2 separate regions of the Homo sapiens genome follow, and region 2 is linked to region 1. Evidence: read pairs that join two places in POLR2A ChIA-PET (ENCODE). Cell type or tissue: GM12878. All regions are shown on one strand. Links, peaks and the distances in the headings refer to the core of each region. The heading gives the core; the rest is flanking DNA.

Evidence for each region. ChIA-PET counts read pairs that join two places held together with the same protein. Peaks named below come from ENCODE experiments on the same cell type or tissue, not always from the same donor. Only the 100,000 strongest peaks of a DNase experiment are listed, where the experiment ranks them.
Region 2: POLR2A ChIA-PET joins it to region 1 with 7 read pairs; 5 of 35 experiments call an interaction of 5 or more read pairs at or near these places.

Annotation. Positions count from the first base shown.
Region 1 is chr17:61,899,426-61,909,140 of GRCh38, forward strand. INTS2 (integrator complex subunit 2) reads right to left here. Exons shown (of 25, transcript NM_001351695.2): 8 at 7,983-8,209; 9 at 5,035-5,160. Among named protein-coding and RNA genes, the nearest start is that of INTS2, 24 kb to the right of the region's middle. RefSeq lists an enhancer at 4,892-5,201. In GM12878, for the core only: no CTCF peak of the experiment used is centred there; a DNase peak (open chromatin) is centred at 5,086; H3K27ac peaks cover 1,120 bases.
Region 2 is chr17:61,962,007-61,970,952 of GRCh38, forward strand. MED13 (mediator complex subunit 13) reads right to left here. Exons shown (of 30, transcript NM_005121.3): 18 at 6,029-6,252; 19 at 4,456-4,645; 20 at 3,000-3,462; 21 at 746-965. Among named protein-coding and RNA genes, the nearest start is that of INTS2, 38 kb to the left of the region's middle. In GM12878, for the core only: no CTCF peak of the experiment used is centred there; no DNase peak of the experiment used is centred there.

The DNA of each region.
Region 1 (9,715 bases), core at 2,018-7,017:
ATTTTTAGTAGAGACGGGGTTTCACCATGTTGGCCAGGCTGGTCTCGAACTCCTGACCTTTAGGTGATCCACCCACCTTGGCCTCCCAAAGTGCTGGGATTACAGGCATGAGCCACTGTGCCTGGCCTATCTTAAGGACTTTTAAGTATCTTTCTAAACATTAGTTTTTCTATCTATAAGATATAGACAAAAATACCTTATAAGGCTGGGCACAGTGGCTCTTGCCTGTAATCCCAGCAATTTGGGAGGACAAGACAGGAGGATAGCTTGAGCCCAGCAGTTCAAGACCAGCCTGAGCAACAAAGTGAGATCCCATCTCTACAAAAAAATTTAAAAATTAGACAGGCATGGTGGCGCATGTTTGTAGTCCCAGCTACACGGGAGGCTAAGATGGGAGGATCTCTTGAGCCCAAGAGGCCAAGGCTGCAGCGAGCCCTGATCGTGCCACTGGACTCCAGCCTGCGAAACAAAGCAAGATCCTATCTAAAAAAAAAAAAAAAATACCTTATAAGAGTAATGAGGATTTGAGATAATGTTTAGAAAGTACTTCAAGTAAAAAGAAAAGAAAGAATTCATGTACCTAATTTTACACCATCCTGAAACTCCATTAAAGCTACATTAAAGGGATTTTCTTAAAAGGCATAAACGCATAAGATATTGAGGAGGGACAACACCACAAAATACTGGAAGCTAGAGAATATATAGATAAATGGAAACGGACTCAGCAGACCTGAGGAAGCAAAATGCTAAACTGGTAGAAGAGAAAACCCATCCATTTTATACCACGGAATTCCCAAAGGGCTCAGGCTACTCCAGGCAGTTCCAGGACTGAGAGTGAAGACAGACTAAAATTAAGAGGTTGACATTCTATATAAGTAGTAGACCTCCAAATCACCTCCTGCATTCTGCACAACTAGAAGAATACCCTTCCCTCAGCAGAGAGAAGACTGGAGATTTATTGTCTGGAGGTGGTAAAATCATGCATCTGAATTAAGGGACAACCAGGTATATCTGGAGCACCATTCTGAAAGTAGGAGAATTAAGTAAACGATTATACTGCAGGCTGATATCTACCAGCCCTTAACCCTCACTCTTTAACTTTGTTTATGGGTTTCTGTATAGGTCTTCCCTCTCCAGGCCAGACAATAATCTTTAGAACTCTGATCAGCCCAAGAGTTTCCCAAAGACCCACTTATGCATTAGAGGTTCTAATATGCTTTTTCATTTCCTAGTCTTAAATATGAACAATCGGCCAGACGTGGTGGCTCACACCTGTAATCCCAGCACTTTGGGAGGCCAAGGCAGGCAGATCACCTGAGGTCAGGAGTTCGAGACCAGCCTGACCAACATGGAGAAACCCCATCTCCACTAAAAATACAAAACTTAGCTGAGGGTGGTGGCACATGCCTATAATCCCAGCTACTCGGGAGGCTAACACAGGACAATCACTTGAACCCGGGAGGCAGAGGTTGCGGTGAGCCGAGATCACACCATTGCACCATGGGCAACAAGAGCAAAACTCTGTCTCAAAAATTATATTTATATATGTATATGAACAATTAATATTGGCTGGGTGTGGTGGCTCACACCTGTAGTTACAGCACTCTGGGAGGCAAAGGCAGGAGGATCACCTTAGGCCAGGAGTTCAAAATCAGCCTGGGCAACAAAAGTGAGACCCCATCCCTACAAAAAACTTTTAAAAATAAGCCAGGTGTGGTGGCCCACACTGGCCACTTGGGAGGCTGAGGTGGAAGGATCTGTTGACCCCAGAAGTTCAAAGCTGCAATGAGTTATGACTGTACCACTGAGTTTGCCCCGAGCAACAGAGAGAGCCCCCATCTCTAAATAAATAAATAAATAGAAATTTAAAAATAATAATAAATATTAAGTATCTGAGAAAAGCTTCTAACTTTAAAAATAGAGACCCAAAAAAGGCAGGGAAAAAAAGCAGCTTAGAGAAAAGAAGCAATACAAATAATAAAATCTCTTCAAAATCAGTATGACTAATATCAAAGAAATTATGCTATAATGAACCAATAGACACTACAAAGAAGAAACATTCAGAGAGCCAAAAAAGCACTCTTAGAAATTAAAGACTGAATAGGAATTGAAGATAAAGTTAAAGACAAATCCTAAAAGGCAGAATGATTTCTTTTTTTTTTTTTTTTTTTTTTTTTTTTTTTTTTTTTTCTGAGATGCAGTCCCGCTCTGTAGCCCAGGCTGGAGTGCAGTGGCGCAATCTCGGCTCACTGCAAGCTCTGCCTCCCAGGTTCACGCCATTCTCCTGCCTCAGCCTACAGGACTGCAGGCGCCCGCCACCATGACCGGCTAATATTTTTTTGTATTTTTTTTAGTAGAGACGGGGTTTCACCGTGTTAGCCAGGATGGTCTCGATCTCCTGACCTCAGGTGATCCACCTGCCTCAGCCTCCCAAAGTGCTGGGATTACAGGCGTGAGCCAGTGTGCCTGGCCATTTTGCTCCTTCAGAATGGGTATGTGTGAAGTAAATTCTTTTTGAGACTGGGTATTTCTGAAAATATCTTTGTCCTACTTTGACATCTGATTGATAGTTTGATGGGGTATGGAATTCTAAGTTGGAAATAATTTCCTTTCAGGACTTTGAAGGTGTTGCTTCATTGTCTTCTAACTTCCAGTGTTGTCAGGAAGTCTGACATTCTGATTCCTGGTCCTTTGTGTGGCCTATTTGTTTTTAATATAGAAACTCGTAGGATTAGTTTTTTATCCCTAGGGTTTTGAAATTTCTGGATGATATGCCTTAGCCTGAGTCTCTTTTTGACTATTGTCCTAGGCATTCAGTAAGCCCTTTGAACCTGGAAACTCATGTCTCTCAGTTCTAGGAAATTTTCCTGAATAAATTTGTTGGTAATGTTTTCTTCTTGGGTGTTCTGTCTAAAACCTCCTTTTATTTGGAATTGGACTTTTTGAAATGATTGTCGTATTTTCTTATCCTTTCCTCTTTTCCTTCCCCTCAATCTTGTTCTACTTTTTAGAAAACAGCTTTATTGAGATGTAATATACATACCATAAGATTTACCCAAAGTGTACAATTGAGTGGTTTTTAGTGTATATACAGAGTTATGCAACCACCAACACAACAGAATTTTAGAACCTGTTCAGCACTCTAAAAATAACTTGCTCATTCTAAGACCAGGTACAGTGGCTCACCCCTGTAAACCCAGTGGTTTGAGAGACTGAGGTGGGAGGACTGTTTCAGGCCATGAGTTTCAGACTAGCCTGGGCAACACAGCGAAACACTGTCTCTTAAAAAAAAAAAATTCTCCAGGGGTAGTGGAACGTGCCTTAGTCCCAGCTATTTGGGAGGTTCAAGGAGAAGGATCACTTCAACCCAGGAGTTCAAGATTACAGTGAGCTATGATTGTGCCATAGCACTACAGCCTGGGTGAAAGAGCTTAAAAAAAAAAAAAAAAAAAAAACAGAGGCTGGGCACGGTGGCTCACGCCTGTAATCCCAGCACTTTGGGAGGCCGAGGCGGGTGGATCGCGAGGTCAGGAGATCGAGACCATCGTGGCTAACATGGTGAAACCCCGTCTCTACTAAAAATACAAAAATTAGCCGGGCGTGGTGGCAGGCTCCTGTAGTCCCAGCTACTCGGGAGGCTGAGGCAGGAGAATGGCGTGAACCTGGGAGGTGGAGCTTGCAGTGAGCCAAGATATCGCACCACTGCACTCCAGCCTGGGCGACAAAGCTAGACTCCGTCTCAAAAAAGGAAAAAAAAAAAAAAAAAAAGAAAGAAAGGATAGGTTTTCTTTTTAATTTTTTTTTTTTTAAACAAAGACAGGAGTCGCACTATGTTGCCCCAGCTGGCCTCGAACTCATAGCCTCAAGCAACCCTCCCGCCTCAGCCTCCTGAGTAGCTGGGACTACAGGTGTGAGCCACCACGCCTGGGTAATATGATGATATGAGATATAAGAAACAGAAGATCCAACAAAGGAGAGATGAAGCAAGTCTCCAAAATGATGGTGAAGGTCAATCCCAGGATGAGAGCTTTATACTACCAGGTATACCTGGTAACCATTCCAGACCAAAATGCTCCTGAAGAAATCTCCTCAAGAAGATGAAACTCACAGACTGTCTAATGAGTCAAAACATCTGGAGAGAAGATTTAGGCTGGCAGAGAGTTTGAGGTTACATGAATGGTACATATAACACCAAGAAAGTTAAAAGCAAAAAACAAAAACACAGGATAAATATTAATCCAAAAAAAAAAAAACAAGTTTTACAAGGAAGTAAAAAATAATCATATACTGCATGGTTGAGTTCTCAGTAGTGCTTACATAATCATAACAACTATATATTGATCTAATCTAAATTATAACCATACTAGGAGAATGAGAGGATAGGAAGGACATGTATGGATGTGTTTAGGACAGGGAGAAAAAAGACAGAGAACTAATTTCTCATCTTTCATACTGGGAACTCAATAAAAAATACCTAAAAGCAAAAATCAAGAGGTATCAAATACAAACATATTATTACAGATGTAGCAGTAAAACACAAAATAAACAGCTAAAAGAATTGAAAGACACTGCTTCTAAGAAAGATAAAATAGGAAGGAGAGAAGGAAGGACTGCTATTTGCCTTAACAAATCCTGAAGAACTATTTCGACTTATTTAAACAATGTACATATATAAGATAAATAAAATGAATCAGATGCTACTGATATCCTTATTTTAAAAAAATACAAATAAGCTGGGCCAGTGGCATACACCTGCAGTCCCAGCTACTTGGGAGGCTGAGTCAGGAGGATTATTTGAGGCCAGGAGTTCAAGGCTGCACTGTGCTATGATCATACCCATGAACAGCCACTGTACTCCAGCCTGGGCAACAAAGCTAGACCCCTTCTCTTAAAAATTGGAAAAAACAAAACAAAACTACGACTGTCCATACCTAGACCAGCTTTTGTAGAAAACTCTTATCTAATGCTATACAATTTTATTGAGTAAATAAAAGTAAACCTTGAGAAAATGGAGCAACTTATATAGTTAGGTACCTGACAAGTGTAGAAAAGGCCAGTAGCATACAAAAGGAAAGTGAAACAAAGCGAACCCCAGCTGGCGTAGCAGGAGGACGGCTCGTCATCAACTGCAGTAATTGCTCAGCTTCTTCTTCAGTTGGTCTAAAAAGGAATACATCATTAGGCTTTACATTTTTAGTTGGGATGAAGAAGAAAAAGTGAATTTTTAACCTTTTAGTTACAAATTTTAAACTTTATAATGGTATCTTGCTATTTATAAAATCTTTAACATCTCAAGTTGCCAAATGCAAAACTGTTGAGAAATTACAACTACAGTGTTTTACTGTGGACACAAATACAGGCAGGTCCTCCCTTTGCCCTGTAGTGTGAGACCATAAAAATGACCATGCAAGCTGAAATCATGCAACACAATCTTAATAATCAATGGTGAAAAGTATGGTTGTACTGTAGCCTTTAAAATTTTTGTCAAAACATTAAAAACTCTGTTGATTATAATGCATAATTTTTTTTTTTTTTTTTTGAGACAAGGTCTTGCTCCATCGCCCAGGCTGGAGTGTAGTGGCAGGATCAGAGCTCACTTCAGCTTTGACCTTCCAGGCTCAGGTAATCCTCCCACGTCAGTCCTCATGTAGCTAGGACCACAGGTATGCGCCACCATGCCCAGCTTATTTTTTTTAGTAGAGACAGGGTTTTGCCACGTTCCCCAGGCTGGTCTCAGACTCCTGGGCTCAAAAAATCCACCTCCCTTGGTCTCCTAAAATGCTGGGATTACAGGTGTAAGTCACTGTACCCAGCCAGGAATTTTTTTTTTTAAATGGTAAAACTAATATTTTTATAGTACTCTAATTGAAAATATTAGAAACATTGGGAATTAAACTGTTTTCTTTCTTTCTTTTTTTTGAGACAGAGTCTCACCCTGTCGCCCAGGCGGGAGCGCAGTGGCACAATCTCGGCTCACTGCAAACTCTACCTCCTAAGTTCAAGCAATTCTCCTGCCTCAGACTCCTGAGTAGCTGGGACTACAGGCACACGCCATCATTCCCAGCTAATTTTTGTATTTTTAGTAGAGAGAGGGTTTCACCATCTTGAATAGGTTGTCCTCGAACTCCTGACCTCACTGATCCACAAGCCTTGGCCTCCCAGAGCGCTCGGATTATGGGCGTGAGCCACTGTGCCCGGTCTTAAAGTTTTTTTATTTCTTCGTAAAGACTTTATCAAGAGTAGTTTAAACAGCCTTTGCCTCCTTTTTTTTATGTTTTTTGTTTTTGTAGAGATGGAGTTTCACTCTTATTGCCCAGGCCGGACTGCAATGGTGCAATCTTAGCTCACCGCAACCTCCACCTCCTGGGTTCCAGTGATTCTCCTGCCTCAGCCTCCCAAGTAGCTGGGATTACAGGCATGTGCCACCACACCCAGCTAATTTTGTATTTTTAGTAGAGACAGGGTTTCTCCATGTTGGTCAGGCTGGTCTCGAACTCCCAACCTCAGGTGATCTGTCCACCTTGGCCCCCCAAAGTGCTGGGATTACAGGCGTGAGCCACCGCGCCTGGCCTATGCTTTCATCTTTATTGGCCAACTGTCTCTTCCAATTATCTGTTTTTGGAATATAATGTTCCAAAAACTGTTTCCATGTTTTGGAACATGAGTTCATTATGGAGAGAAAGGAAGCAATACAGGTTGAGTAACCCCAATCCAAAAAACCTAAAATCTGAAATGCCCCCAAACTCCAAAACATTCTGAGTGCCAATATGAGGTAATGAGCTCAAAGGAAATGCTCATTGGAGCATTAAGGATTTTGAATTTCTGTTAGGGATGCTAAATCGGTAAATATAAACATTCCAAAATCCGAAAAGTTCTAAAATCCCAAACGCTTCTGGTCTCAAGCATTTCAGATAAGGGATATTCAACCTTTACAACTACCTCCTCTGCTATATGTACATGAATCAAATAACAGGTGTGCAGTAACCAGCTACCGACAGACTTTGAAAGAAGTGAGGCCATTGGTCACTAACCATGATGTACATCTGTTATTTACTTAGTGATCTGTGTCCTGAGGAGCTCACAAACTCTATACAATTAACTGGTTAATGTATCATGGCAACTGAAATGGCAACTGTGTTGAGAGACCAGCATTATTTAAATAAACTGGCGTAACTGAAACTCATGCATATTGGAGACATGCAAATGAGGACTGTATGTACAATTATTAAGAACACTATTCAAAAGGATTTTGTATGGTGACTAAGAAACATTGTACTGGCCAGGCACAGTGGCTCATGCCTGTAATCCCAGCACTTTGGGAGGCTGAGGCAGGCAGAACACCTGAGGTAAGGAGTTCAAGACAAGCCTGGCCAACATGGTGAAACCCCGTCTCTACTAAAAATACAAAAAAAAAAAAAAAAAAATTAGCCGGGTGTGGTGAGGCAGGAGAATCGCTTGAATCCGGGAGGCAGAGGTTACAGTGAGCCGAGATCACACCACTGCACTCCAGCCTGGGCGACAGACGGAGATTCCATCTCAAAAAAAAAAAAAAAAAAAAACATTGTACTTATTAATCACATCATATTAATTTTAAACAATTATGATATCAGCTGTAAAAGGAAACAAAGGAGAGATTTACTTCAACTAGTCAATGGTAAAAGATCACTCACAGATCATTCACTATAGTTTTGTCAAGCTGTGTTGAAATCACAGGTTTCTTTAAACTGTGATTGGAAATTGATAAACTGCTCTGGCTCCTCCCATATTTATATAGTTCTGTTTACAATCAGAACAAAATAGATGAATACATCTCTGCTAGAAATTCTTGGCCTTAGGATTTCATTCTTCTTACAGGCCAGCCCACTACCTGAGTCCAACAGAAAACTTTAATCCTCTGAATAAAAGGCCTTTGGCTCACTTTCTTGAGAATAGAAACAAGAAGGTAAAATGACAAAAAGGTAAAATATCAAACTATTGAATACTTGAGTCCAGCGATCCCCATCAAAGCACAGTACAGACGTAAGAGTGCACTGGCTTTCACAACATGCTCTTCTTTCAGCCCCGAATACACAGACACATTGGGCTCCATATCCACATCAGCTTCTTCCACAATTCGGGTGCTTCTTACTGTGGGAAGAATGCCCATCAACTCCAGAAGAAGCTGCCTTCTCATCTGCCAAAGGACAGAACTGCTGGTCTCTCTTTTTCTCTGAAAGAAATATGGATCACAAAAGGAAGAAAGCATGAAGCATTTACTAAACTAAAAGGGAGCTAAAACATAGCACCCCACTTAAACACTTTCAAATTGGCCTATTTGAAGAGATTGTCGTGACTACAGAATCTCATTTTAACCAATCAAGCAAACTCAAAATCCACTAGTTTGTCTGAAGAATGAATATTCACCATAATTTGGATTGGTTGCAGAGGAAAGACTAAATTAGTGACAATTTGAATTGTGGAATATTATTTCAATGGTACTTTCAAATACATAAAGACTAACAAAGTGATATGTGGTATAGGAGAAAATGCTCAGATTTTGAAGACGTAAGTTCTTGGGGTTTAAATGCCAGCTCTACTATTAGACGATTATATACCTTTAGGCACATTGGTTAGCCTCTCTGAACCCCAATTTCCTTAATGACAAGGAAATATTTTATCAACAATATTTACCTTATAGAACTCCTATAATTAAGAGTTTACAATTCTTGGCCTGATGCAGTGGTTCACGCCTGTAATCCCAGCACTTTGGGAGGCCAAGGCGGACGGATCACTTGAGGTCAGGAGTTCGAGACCAGCCTGGCCAACATGGTGAAACCCCATCTCTACTAAAAATATAAAAATTAGCTGGGTGTGGTGGTGCATGCCTGTAATCCCAGCTACTTGGGAGGCTGAAGCACAAGAATCGCTTGAACCCAGGAGGCGGAGGTTACAATGAGTCAAGATGGCGCCACTGCACTCCAGCCTGGGCAACAGAGTGATACTCTCGTCTCAAAAAAAACAAAAGAGTTTACAATTCTATAACCACTACAGTTCTTCAGGCAGGGACAATGCCTTAGTCTTCTCTCACTCTGCACAGTCGAACATTGTGCCTAACATACAGCAAGCACTCAAAGTCTGTTAAGTAGATGAATGAACAGAGATAATACATGTATGAAAGCAGTTCTAAACTATACAGGGCTAGACAAATGTTAATTATTATCTTTTGAGTGTCTCTAAGTAAAATATGATAGACCTGCTTTAATAATAACAGTAAGTTCAAAGAATAAAGGTTTATTGAATACAAAAGACAACTACAAACAAGATGAGCATGCCAAGTGCTTAAGGCAGTACCTGACATATATGAAGCATCCAATAAATAAATGTTAACTTTGTTTTAAAAAGCAGAGCTTAAAATCAGTTTTCAAATGGGCTATAAAATAGAACTTGAATATTTTAAAAAACTATGATTCAGTAGCTTAAAAATAGACTACAGGATCTAAGCAGTATACATGTTGTCTAGCTAAGTGACCTCAACGAGTTAAATCGCAATCTGCATTAGCTCCTTCATAGGAACTCTATTCACATAGTTAATATAAATTAGTTTTTGAAAAATTAAAACATTTTGCAAGTTAAAAACTGTTGCAAAATACATATGCATAAGCAGGTGAACGTATAAAATAAAATGTGGTATATACACACAATGGAATATTATTTTTCTTTTTTTTTGAGACCGAGT
Region 2 (8,946 bases), core at 276-5,275, 61 kb after region 1:
GCCAGGTGTGGTGGCTCACACCTGTAATCCCAGCACTTTGGGAGGCCGAGGTGGGCAGATCACCAGGTCAAGAGATAGAGACCATCCTGGCCAACATGGTGAAACCCTGTCTCTACTAAAAACACAAAAATGAGCTGGGTGTGGTGGCATGCGCCTGTAGTCCCAGCTACTCAGGAGGCTGAGGCAGGAGAATCTCTTGAACCTGGGAGCTGGAGGTTGCAGTGAGCCGAGATCACGCCACTGCACTCCAGTCTGGCGACAGAGCGAGACTCTGTCTCAGAAAAAAAACAACAACAAAAAACTGTAAAATTTTCTATATAACAATTATATTAATAATGCCATTGACTAGTCCTGTTGAAGTCTATAAAATAAATTCAAAATTTCTTCTAACAACTTAATATGGTTAATTGCTTTCTCCTTTTCTTGCAACCTGTCTTGTTTAGGTACATGCTACATTTTTCTATTTAGGCTCATGAATTTAAAAATTGGCTTATAAAAGTAACACAGGAGAAACATTTAATGTACTTAATGGAATTTTTTTATTCTGTATTATTACTGTCATATGACTATAAAGTTTATCTTTTATAAATTCTCTAAGATTTATATTATGATATTAAAGTAAAATCAATATAATAGAACTTGGCTTTTAGATAATCAATTTGAATACAGAAAAGTAGTATCTGAAACTTCTGACAACATTAAACTGTTTTACATAATTTTAACTCACAACATCTATCACTCTTACCTGTACAGAAACAGTACTCTTGATATGAGGAGGAAGAGTCTGGACCATTTCTAGAAAGCATCGAAGTAGCCCCAATGTCCACACACTAGAAGAGTTAGTGCTCTCGTCTGTATTTTCGTATGTAAAAGGATCAATTATATAAACAACAATTGCAGGTGGATACGTGACTGCATGTGAATCACCATCTGTGGGGATTCCCACTTTATCCCGATCCATCGTGCTAAAATTTAAGGTAGAAATGAGACAAAAAGTTGTACTGTATATGCTTGGGGTAGCATCTAAGCAGGTTCTTAATATCCCCCTCCTCCCTCTTTTTTGGTGAAAGGTGTCAGAAAGCCTCTCTAAAAATGAAGGACATTTCTTTCTCGCCAAAATGAACCATAAACATTGTACATACAATTTCACAGTGTATAAAGACACTTGCCTTAAGAGGTCTTGCCTTAAATTTACCAAAAAAAAAAAAAAAAAAAAAAAAAAAAGAAAGAAAAGAAAAAAAATTCTTAAAACCATAGGGTAAGGGTATTAGATACAAAAGATGGCTTAGAGTTTAAGGGATAAAACTGAGACAAAGATAGGTCTCTTTGTCTGAGGCTATCTCAAATAGCTTACCAAATTTATAAAGGTGGCTACAGGTAGAGCTAGGCCAGAAAGAAACCACGTTTCCAGACTTATTTAATGTTCTAGTACATTTTCAGACTCTCTCTCTCTATATATGTGTATATATATATCTTTTTTTTGAGATGGGAGTCTCACTATGTTGACCAGGTTGGTCTTGAACTCTTGGTCTCAAGCAACCCTCCTGCCTTAGCCTCTCAAAGTGCTAGGATTACAGGCATGAGCCACTTCACCTGGTCCCATTTTTAGACTATATACATTTATTTCATACTTTACAGCTTCAATGGTGTACAAGTTTCATTCTTTGATGGGTGATTTGATTTTTTTACACTTCAAATCTATTCATATGTTCAAGATGAGTGTATCAATCTCGATAATGGTTTGTTTTTACCCACATATGAGTATAATTTTGGGCACAACTGCATCCTGGGTAGCTGACAGATATAATTAAGCTCTGGCCAACTTGGCCTATAAATCAAAAGGGAAGATCAAAACCTTCATCAAAAAAGGAATGAGAGCTGTCATAATCATTCTTGTCACTATAAATAACTTGGAATCACTGTGTAAAGTACTTAATGTATATTATATCATATTACTCTCATCTTACAGATAAGAAAACATGCTCAGAAAGTTAGAGTTTCCCCGAAGTCACAAAGCAGGTAAATGGCAGAGCTGAGATTCAAACCTCAGTACAACTCTAAAGCCTCTAAATAGAGTGGGTCAATAGTGACTTCTCAATCACCAGAGTGATTTGCACAGGCAAATCTACTTGACAATTATGCCACAGAAGACTCAAATGTCATATGGGTATCTGGACTATATGGTTTTCAAGCTCTTAATTCCCACCCTCAGATTCTAGAATTCTATGATACTTTATGAAGTAAAGTCCTCATTATAATTTTATACATAAAATATTCAACACTAGGCCGGGTGCGATAGCTCATGCCTGTAATCCCAGCACTTTGGGAGGCTGAGGCAGGCAGATTGCTGAGTCCAAGAGTTCCAGACCAGCCAGGGCAACAGGGTGAAACCACATCTCTACAAAAAAGTAGCTGGGCATGGTGGTGCATGCCTGTAAGTCCCAGCTACTCAGGAGGCTGAGGTGGGAGGATCACCTGAGCCCAGGAGGTCGAGGCTGCAGTGAGCCGTGATCACGCCACTATACTCCAGCCTGGGTGACAGAGTGAGACCTTGTCTTAAAAAAAGATACAAACTAAAATTTCAAGACTAAGATAAAAAAGCACTTTATGCTCATTCAAAACGTCTTATTTAGAAAAAAAGCAGCATGGCTGGGCGTGGTGGCTCACGTCTGTAATCCCAGCACTTTGGGAAGCCATGGTGGGTGGATCACCTGAGGTCAGAAGTTTGAGACCAGCCTGGTCAACATGGCAAAACCCTGTCTCTACTAAAAATACAAAAATTAGCCAGGCGTGGTGGCACATGCCTGTAATTCCAGCTACTAGGGAGGCTGAGGGAGGAGAATCACTTGAACTCGGGAGGCAGAGGTTGCAGTGAGTGCAGATCCCACCACTGCAGTACAGCCTGCGCAAAAGAGTGAGACTGTGTCTCAAGAAAAAAAAAGAAAGAAGCAGCATCATAGTTTTTATATTTCTGCAAAAATCAGTATTTTTAAAGGTACCTTTCAGACACATCAGGATGCGGCTGAGTGGGAAGTGAAGATGATTCTCCAGAAATCCCAGCTGTCTGTAGAGCTGATGTCTGTTGCCCTCCTAGCTGACCACTCTGAACTGTATTTGCTTGTGTAGACATGGATCCTGCAGCATTACTGTTCATACTGCCAAAGGGTGGAAACGAAGGTAGTTTATTTGATGATACTCCACTATTCAAGTTGGAGGATGATGAAGATGAAGTTGAAGCTGTGGTCAAAGTTGAATTAGCTGTGGCAACTGAAGTAGATATGGCAACACCTGAAGTCACTGTCATAGTGCTGCTCGCTGCAGATGCTAAGGTGGCAGATGGAGTATTAGCATTTCCAGTATTTGTCATCTGAGGTGGAGTAATCAAAGACTGACTTGTAGGGGCAACTAAATTTGGCTGGGAAAGTAGAGAGCTGTCCAATGGCAGGGAAGCAAGATAAGGACCTAAAGAATAAAAACAGGTACGAAATTTAATTCTTTATTTCACTGACTGGTTTTTTTAAATTCTACTGTGTAAACAGAATCATAATCCAGTTGATGTTTTCTTGGTAATTATAGCCCCGAAATTGCTTGCTAATGGTGTGACCTACACTTGCTTTCTATTTTCCCCTAGAGACTGAAGAAACATATTTAAAATGGAATTGAAAAAGCCAGAATTTTCACTCAAAATTAAAGAAATGATTACTATGAAAGTGTAACAAAATTCTATTTTCTAAGTATAATTAAATGTAAAAAAGGTATCTAGCAATATTCATCAAACTATTCAAAGGGTTTCTAAATCACAAATCAAATAAATATTGACTACATTGACAGCTAATTAAAATATAAAATGGTATAATGTTATGGGGTTCAAATTATAGGAATGTCTAATGAGATTCAATATTTTGGTTCTGCATCTCTTTGGATTAAGTCTAAAGGAAGTCCACTGATCTTTATTTTCAAGAGTATTTATAAGCAATACAGTTAGGCACGGGTAGAATGAAAGAAAAAAAGTATGTAACAAGCAAGTCTTAAACAGCTGTCGTTTTCTTAGCTACAACAAAGAACTATTTCTTGGTTTGGTAGAGATTAACTATAAATTATTTTATCTCTAAACTGTAACAAATGAAGAATCTTCAAGTTATTAAAACATCAGACCCTACAGAGGCAACAGAAAATTTATTTATAACCCATAATTTCTTCCTACCTGATGGGATCCCTCATTAGGGATCAGCAAACTTGTTCTGTAAAGGGTCAGATAATAAATATTTTTGTCTTTGCAGCCACACAGTCTCTATGAAAACTACTCAGCTCCAATGTTGTAGCACAAAAGCAGCCAGAGAAAATACATAAATGAGGATGGCTGTGTTCCAATAAAATTTTATCTACAAAAACAGCTGGTGGAGCAGGCCACATTTTGCTAACACCAGCCTTATACAATAAATACAAATTCAATACCTAGGTCATATCTGCAGACTTGTGCATAAAGCTTGAGTTTAGAAAATGCTTCATTGTTACCGTCAGCTGCCTGAGAAAACCATTCTGCTACCAACTTTTCTGATAGTTTCTTTGATGCAGTAGATCCAACTCTCATGATCCCATCTGTTAACAGTCGAGAAACAGGTCTATGTTGACCTAATCGACAGGACTACAAATATACATACAGAAAGCAGAATTAGTAAATTTATTATTGTATTTAGATACACATTATAAAACCAACCATGAAAGCTACTTAAAATAAGCTTAACCATTTGCAATTAACAGTTATGATAAAAATATCAAGGGTGTTTTTAGAAGTAGGCCAAAAAAATAAACATATCAAGGGTGAAATGGTGCCATAGGTCTTTTTCATTTTTACATTAGAAATTCATTAATTTTTTTTCAAAATTAAAATATCTCTAATGAAAAAACACCTAGATAACAATAGTACTAGAACCATTTTGTTTGAATAAAAGCTTGCAGAATGCAGACATAAGTGAGCATAAAAATGCAGTCATTTTAGGTATACATTAACACCAATTCATGAATTATGAATACAAATATCCCTAAATCAAAGCAAAATAAAAATTGTTATACAAATATATTTATACACCTTCTCCCTCTAGTTCTGTGAGTCACTGATTTTTGTTATTAGAAGCCCAATGTTAAATAAATTTAAAACATTGGATTAAGCAAACTTAGAAGAGTTCTTTACTGTAAGAATTTCAAAGCCTTTAAAAACCTAATATGAATTGTAAATCTCTAAAAGGTAATATAATATACAATGTTTCCCCAAGCCTATTTAACTATGGAACTTTTTCTCTGAGAGGATTTTACCGGACTGATATTCCAAATAACACCCTTTGGGAAATGTTTATTTATTAAAAACACACTACAAATACCTTGTAATTATGTGGAAAATTTTAAAAGGAAGCTAAACTAACATACACTAACATTCAGATTGTATAAGGAATCAAAATTTAAAGACTAAATTTCGAAGCCTTTGTGGAAAAAGGAGGGAATAATAAAGTAAGACTTTATGTCCCATAACACTTATAATTTACAATTATTGCGCCTGGTGATGGATATGTGAGAATTATAACTTAAAAGAAGAGGCAAGAATTTCAGACCTGAAATGGACCTTAGTGATATCTAGCATAGATTTATTTTACATATGAGGAAAGTGAGGCCTAGTGTCACTACCTGAAATCCTAGAGAATAAAGACTAGAATTTTTGTAAATGTAACTTTTTTCCTGGCTATTTAACATTGTTACCCTTTGTTTTAGAAAAAGCCACATTAAAAGGGATATATATCTATATGCCCTCAATGTTTCTTCCTCCTATAGGGGGATAGCCACTCTGACCCACGGCATACACATCTAACAGACTGGGTCAAACTCAGCAAAGAATGTAACTGGCTAGTATGAGAAATAAACATCTAATCTGACATCATCACTGTGTCCCAATCAACTGAACTGCCCAGTATGCTGTATATACAACAATACAAATCGTAAGGTAGTTTTAAAATGTCATCTCTTTTTAAACACCTACCTCATATATTGCAGTAAGATCTCTAAAAAAGCTTTTTGCTCCATTTAACAAGGCTTCATTTTCTGGACACAGTACAACATAGGCTATATCTCTTTGAGATCCATAGGGTTCCAGCATAAGTCTCTCCCAATAAGGAAGAGCAAATGGAGAAAGCACCAGATAATCATAATCATAACCCAACAAAAATGTGGGGATTGGCAGTGGTTCTGGGGATTCATCAGTTCCTAAATAAGAAAGATGTATTTTAAGAAAACACTTAAAAACAAGACATGTCTCCTTTTTATTTATTTATTTATTTATTTATTTTTTGAGACAGAGTCTCGCTCTGTCGCCCAGACTGGAGTGCAGTGGCGCCATCTCGGCTCACTGCAAGCTCCGCCTCCCGCGTTCACGCCATTTTCCTGCCTCAGCCTCCTGAGTAGCTGGGACTGCAAGTGCCTGCCACCACGCCTGGCTAATTTTTTGTATTTTTTAGTAGAGACGAGGTTTCACCGTGTTAGCCAGGATGGTCTCGAGCTCCTGACCTTGTGTCCGCCCACCTCGGCCTCCCAAAGTGCTGGGATTACAGGTGTGAGCCACCATGCCCGGCCTCCTTTTTATTTAAATGTCAAAAGTTAATGAAGTCATTATTAGTGAAAATATTTTATTAGAGACAAAAATACTTAATGCCAGTGGTCAAGACTTTTCAACATTAAGGAATTTCCTAAACAAGTCTTTTTATTTACTTATTTTTTTGAGACAGGGTCTTGCTCTATTGCCCAGATTAGACTGCAGTGGAACAATCACGCCTTACTGCAGCATTAACCTGCTGGGCTCAAGCAATCCTCTGTCCTCAGCTTCCCGAATAGCTGGGACTACAGGTGTGTGCCACTATGCTTAGCTAATTTTTAAAGTTTTTGTAGAGATGGGATCTTGCTGTGTTGCCCAGGGTGGACTCAAACTCCTGAGCTCAAGTGATCCTCCTTCCTCAGCCTCCCAAAGTGCTGGGATTACGTGCAGGAGCCACCACGTCTGGTCTGCATTTAAATTTTTGGCATGGGGCTGGGTGCAGTGGCTCACACCTGTAATTTCAGCACTTTGGGAGGCCGAGGTGGGCAGATCACCTGAGGCTGGGAGTTTAAGACCAGCCTGACCAACATGGAGAAAGCCTGTCTCTATTAAAAATACAAAATTAGCCGGGCATGGTGGTGCATGCCTGTAATCCCAGCTACTCAGGAGGCTGAAGCAGAATTGCTTGAACCCAGGGGGTGGAGGTTGCGGTGAGCTGAGATTGCACCAGTGCACGTCAGCCCAGGCAAAAAGAGCAAAACTCCATCTCAAAAACAAACAAACAAAAAATTGGCATAAAAATACACTGTAGGCCAGGTGCTGTGGCTCATGCCTGTAATCTCAGCACCTTGGGAGACTGAGGTGGGAGGATTACTTGAGCCCAGGAGTTTGAGGCCTAGGCAACATAGTGAGACACCATCCTTATTTATACATTTAAAAATAATATAATTTAAAAAATAGAAAAAAGAAAAAACCTTACTAAGAGCGCAGATCTCATGTTAAGTGTTCTTTCTTTTAGTTTTTTTTTGTTTTGTTTTTGAGACAGTCTTGCTCTGTTGCCTAGGCTGCAGTGCAGTGGTGCGATCTCCACTCACTCCAACCTCCACCTCCTGGGTTCAAGCAATTATCTCACCTCAGCCTCCTGAGTAGCTGGGATTATAGGCACACATCACCATACCGGGATAATTTTTGAATTTTTGGTAGAGATGGGGTTTCACCATGTTGGCCAGGCTGGTTTCAAACTCCTGACCTCAAGTGATCTGCCCACCTCGGCCTCCCAAAGTGCTGGGATTACAGGCGTGAGTCGTCATGCCTGGTGAGTGTTCTTACCATAATAAAAAAATTTTTAAAAGAAAATGACCAACAACCTAATAGAAAAATGGGTTAAGAACATGGAGATTACAAAACAAAACTATCTCTAACACATAAAAAGATGCTCTTTCTCATTAAAAAAGCAATTTAAAATTAATAATAGCAAACAATGATAATTCTATGTGCTAGGTACTGTTCAAAGCTCTTTGCATGTACTAACTCATTTAATCCTCACAAAAAACATAAGGCAGAAACTATTATTAACTTCATTTTAGAGATGAGAAAACATAAATGAGGAAGTTAAGCAATTTCTCTAGCATTTCACAAGAAGTAGCAGAGTAGGAATTTAAACCCAAGAAATCTATCCCCACAGTCTGTACTATTTAATCTCTCAAACTATAATGGGAAATAACCATTTTTCATCCACTGAATCAGCATCCTACTAGGCAAGGCTTTGGGAAAACAGGCACTTTAACTGGTGGGAATTCAAACTGATATTACAGGGGCTGGGCATGGTGGCTCACGCCTGTAATCTCAGCACTTTGGGAGGCCTAGGTAGGTGGATCACTTGAGGCAAGCAGTTCAAGAACAGACTGGGCAAGATGGCAAAATCCCATCTCTAGTAAAAATACAAAAATTAGCCAGGTGTGGTTAATGCATGCCTGTAATCCCAGCTACTCGTGAGGCTGATGCATGAGAACTGCTTGAACCTGGGAGGCAGAGGGTGCAGTGAGCTAAGATCATGCCACTGCACTCCAGTCTGGGCAAGAGAGTGAGACTGTCTCAAAAAAAAAAAAAAAAAAAAAAAAGGCATTACAGATAGTTATTTAGGTTTTTTTTTTTTTTTTCTTGAAATACACGTCTGGGTGCTTATAATCCTAGCCCTTTGGGAGGGTGAGTTGGGCAGATCACTAGGGCCCAGGAGTTGGAGACCAGCCTGGGCAACATGGCAAAACCTCATCTCTACAAAATATACAAAAATTAGCTGGGTGTGGTGGTGAGCACCTGTAGTACCAGCTACTTGGCAGGCTGAGGTGAGAGGATCACTTGGACCCAGG